2 separate regions of the Homo sapiens genome follow, and region 2 is linked to region 1. Evidence: chromatin loops called from intact Hi-C (ENCODE). Cell type or tissue: uterus. All regions are shown on one strand.

Region 1 (2,500 bases):
CTTTTCTCCATGTTACAATCAGAGTAATCTTTCTAAATACAAATCAGGTCATTCTCATCTTTGCTTAATATTCTTTGATGACTCCCCATTTACCTCAGGTCCAAATTTAAACTCCTTAGCCTCACCTACTATCTGTGAACTGATCTAACCTTATCTCCCTCTGTAGATTAATCTCCTAGAGCTCTCTTTTCTCACTCTAAATTGCAGTTACAACGGGATTCTAAACGTGCTCAATGTAGTTCTCCAAATGTGTCCTCTATGCCACCATACATTTGCACATTTCCCTCTAGGATGTTCCAGAATCTAGAAGATTGGGTGCACTGTACTTATGTCCTGAATAAGAAGCCTTAGTATTTTGTTTTTTGAATAAGAGTTTCACAGTTACATAACAAGAACAAGGTCAAATGGATTGAGAATAGAACTCTCTGGGTTTGGTGGTGGTAGTGTTGGTATTTCAAAGGCCATAATGGAAGAGAGAATGTTCTCTTTATCTCTATCTATCTACCTATCAGTCATATCTATCTAATCTATCATCTCTATATATTATGTCTGTCTGTCATGTATATCTAGCTACCAATCAACTAATAGTTGTATCTCACATATAGAGATTTAGATTAATCACACTCCTCAGTTTATGGTATATTATTACTGCTGGTCCACACAAAGCTGCTATTTAGTTTTTTTTAAACTCTATTAAAACTTCTATGGACATTCCTCACTCCTATTTTTCTCCTCCCACATAAGAAACTATTCCAACATATTTAATGAGGATCTTTTTATTTGTATGTATTCTTTGGTGTACACATATTTTAAATTTTCTTTTAATGGTACTGTGTTCTATATCTCATTCTGTATCTTTCTTTTTCACTATTTTTAATATACATGTTGCTATATGCAAATCAGAACTGTGGCTTTTTAACTTCTGCAACAATCATACTTCACCTATCCACGTTCACTTCCTCTACACCAGGTAATGAACACCCAGATGGACCCTGACTCTCTGTCCCTACAAGCAACATTGAAATGTACATTTTCTCAGATGTCCCTTTCTAGATGTGAGAGACTATATTTGGGATAGGTACTAAGGAATGGGTCCTAGTTATGTGAACACCCAATCTGACCAAATGGTGCTATAGAGGTACCAAATTGTGATATAGAATATAGGCCTATTTCCATGTCCTCCAGAAGTGCATGATATCCCCACCTCTCCACTAACACTTGGCATTTCCCAGCTTCCTAATATCTGCACATATTACAAGAGTAAAGTGATGCCTCATTTGTTTTCTTTTTGTTTTTTTAAGTAGATTTAATTTTTAGAGCAGTTTTAGATTCACAGTAAAATTGAGCGGAAGGTACAGAAAGTTCTCATAGCTTCCCGCCACCCTTCACCACTCTCTCCCATAATCAACATCAGGCACCAGAGTAGTATATTTGTTATAACTGATGAACCTACATCTACACATCATTATTACCTAAAGTCGGCAGTTTTCATTAGGGTTTCCTCTTGGTGTTGCATGTTCTATAAGTTCTGACAAATGTATGATGAGATGTATTCACCATTATAGTAACATATGCAATAGTGTCACTGCTTTAAAAATTCTCTGTGGAGACAGGCACGGTGGCTCACACCTGTAATCCCAGCACTTTGGGAGGTTGAGGTGGGTGGATCACCTGAGGTCAGGAATTTGAGACCAGCCTGACCAACACGGAGAAACCCCGTCTCTACTAAAAATACAAAATTAGCTGGGTGTGGTGGTGCAGGCCTGTAATCCCAGCTACTCGGGAGGCTGAGGCAGGAGAATCGCTTGAACCCTGGAGGTGGAGGTTGCGGTGAGCCAAGATCGCGTCATTGCACTCTAGCCTGGGCAACAATAGAGGAACTCCATCTCAGAAAAAAAAAAATTCTCTGTGGTTGGCCAGTTCACCCCTTTCTTCCTCCTTATCCTCTGGCAACCACTGATCTTTTTGCTGTTTTCATAGTTTTGTTTTTTCCAAAATGTTATATGGTTGGAATCATACAGTATATATCCTTTTCAGATTGGCTTCTTTTACTCAGTAACATGCATTTGAGGTTCCTCCATTAACTTTCATGGCTTGATAGCTAATTTCTTTTTAGTACTGAATAATATTCCTTTAGTTAGATGTTGTCTTTGTCCATTTTGTGTTGGTAAAACAGAATACCTGAGAATGTATAAAGAAAAGAGGTTTATTTAGCTCACAGTTCTTCAGGCTGAGAAGTTCAAGGGCACTAAACTGGCTTCTGGTGAGGACTTCTATGTCACATCATAACACGGTGGAAAAGTTCAAAGAGGAAGGGGGCACACACAAAGAGAGAGAGTCAAGGGGCTTCCTAATTTTATAACAACCCACTCTTGAGGGAACTAAAATATTCCTGGAGAAGTAACCCAGTCTCACCAGAATGAGAACTCACTCACTACTGTGAGAATGGCACTAAGTCATTCACGAAGGATTTTCCCTGTGACCCATACACTTCCCACTA
Region 2 (2,500 bases), 62 kb before region 1:
ATGTTACGTCTTATCTTACTCTGATCTTCCTTCTTGTCATTATTTAGCCCTTTCTCTATCATTTATGTTTCATTTCTCCATTAATATTTATTAAGTGCCTACAGCTTACATAGTAATAATAACGGTAGTAATATATACATTCTATTTTTAAAAGCTACTGTAAAAAATTTTCACAATTTGTAACTAATTTAATTCTTGCTAAAATTTTCTGAGGTCAGGAGGGTAGGCACTGATATTCTCATATTATCTGTTGAGGGTTGAGAGACACAAAAAGAGTAAGTGTCCTGCTGAAAGTCACACAGTAGAGGTGGGCCTACATGGTACCAACTGACATGATCCTAGGTTCAGTGCTTGTCCTGATGCCATTTTTTTTTTTTTGAGATGGAGTCTTGCTCTGTTGCCCAGGCTGGAGTGCAGTGGCATGGTCTCAGCTCACTGCAACCTCCGCCTCCCTAGTTCAAGCGATTCTCCTGCCTCAGCCTCCCTAGTAGCTGGGATTACAGATGCCAGCCACCACACCTGCCTAATTCTTATATTTTCAGTAGAGATGGGATTTCACCATGTTGTCCAGGCTGGTCTTGAACTCCTGATCAGCCTCCCAAAGTGCTGGGATTACAGGCGTGAGCCACTGCACCCAGCCTGATGCCATATTTTTAATGGTAAGAAACAAGATGAAGATAGAAACACAAACTTTAGAATATCATATCTTTAGGACTTTGCACCATGAACCAGTATATTATGTACGTGTGGACACAGAGGAAATATCTTGAAGAGAGTTTCAAAATCCCTCAACTCAATTATGCAAGATATTTCTACCATTCATGAATGTAGTGCTGCATATATACATAGCACCCAATTGGAGAGAGCAGGCAAATCTCAGCTGGTGATGATGAATCTCTTTGGCATTAACAGTCCCATTGCAGCAGCAATCAGAGGAGGCCACACACCCACAGTGCTCTGCCCTGGCCCGATGACACACAAGATATTGAGCAATATTTCCAAGTAGTAGACCAGCCAGGGGAGGGGAATCTGGGTGGGAGAAACATTCTAGAAACCAAGTCAGTTGGGAATTGATTTAAGGGTCTAGGGAGGAGAGAGGGAGAAGAGGGGAGGAGATGGTGAATCATTTTCTGTGTGACACCAGAGAGCAATATACTTATACCAGTGGGAAGAGCTACAGGGAGGGCAGAAGAACGTGTTTTCTGACAATTATAGGAGTCCAAAAATGAGCTGGACCACACTGGAAGGTAATAAGCTCTTCATCATCAGAAATGTTCAAGAAGATGAACACCTGTCAAGGCTGCTGTAAAGGAGCTGCCCACGTGGGGAGGTTAGTTTCATCAAGTTGTCAGACGCCAGCAGGCTGGGAGCTGGTGGAGAAGCAGACCTCACCCAAGGAGTCTGACTTAGTAGCTCTGGTAGTATGTAGAGAATCTTTGTTAGAAACTGCTAGACCAGAGCAATGGACTCCACAGTGGAGGGCACAAGATACATGAAATCCCCTTGATATTTACATTCTATATAAGAGTAAAAAAAAGAAAGTAGGCCTACTAACATTTGATGTCTAGTGAATCAGACAGTCTTGTGCCACATCTGAGAGGTCACACAGGACACTGCAGCAAGAGCAGGAGTCCTCCAACACGGAAGGCTGCAGCAGGATCTTCCTTTGTTTGTTTACATTCACATGTTTCCATACACCTGTAGTTTAACTGTGCCCTGTGAAAGAAATGCATCTTAAATTGCAGAATTGCAAATAGTATTAGCTTTAGCTTAAATGAAATGGGAAATAAACATGACAATTGTTGTGTCACAAAGAGGTTTGTGGGTTATCTTGGGATGAAATAAAGCACAGTCTAACTTAAAGTTGTGCATTTTTTCTTACAAGAAGAAGCATGCAATCATGCAAGTATGCTGACTTCCTGTGACAAGTGGCAGATGGTAGTAGACTTCTTAGACAGTTTTGAACAAATAAACACACTTACTGGTCCCATTTAAATACATGGACCAGGCATGTTCTGCTTTCAGTGGGTTAAGTCATTGACTCATGACACAGCCTTAAAAAGTAGGGACAATTAACTCCATTTTACAGATGAGGAAACCAAGGCTCAGAAAGGCAAAACTGACTTCCCCAAGATCACTCAGTAATCAGTGAAAGAGTGGGGTTTAAAGGAAGAGTCTTTCTCAGTCAAACTAATTTACTTCTCTAAGGTGAGAAATCAGTTGCTTTTTGAACAAAGAAAACCAAAAACCTCTGCAATGATAAAAGCATTTTGCAAATAATGGCTGAAAATGTTTCCATCGTTAATGTTATTTTTGTTGCCAAAGCTGTGTAAATGTATAACCTTTAACAATCAGAACACTGGAAACTTAGAAAACCTAGTAATAAAATTTTAAAATCGATTTTAAAGTGAAGAGTTTCAGGATATTTTGAAGAACGCATTTATTAAACACATAAAAATTCATTAAGTTCTAACTTGCTGGCAAGAACAAATGATAGAGC

The links. Peaks named below come from ENCODE experiments on the same cell type or tissue, not always from the same donor. Only the 100,000 strongest peaks of a DNase experiment are listed, where the experiment ranks them.
Region 2: it touches region 1 in a loop (15-fold over the local background); 2 of 110 quality-filtered maps call a loop at or near these places.

What each region holds. Positions count from the first base shown.
Region 1 is chr5:127,149,755-127,152,254 of GRCh38, forward strand. No RefSeq gene overlaps it. Among named protein-coding and RNA genes, the nearest start is that of C5orf63, 78 kb to the left of the region's middle. In uterus, no CTCF peak of the experiment used is centred here; no DNase peak of the experiment used is centred here.
Region 2 is chr5:127,087,464-127,089,963 of GRCh38, forward strand. No RefSeq gene overlaps it. Among named protein-coding and RNA genes, the nearest start is that of C5orf63, 15 kb to the left of the region's middle. In uterus, no CTCF peak of the experiment used is centred here; a DNase peak (open chromatin) is centred at 968.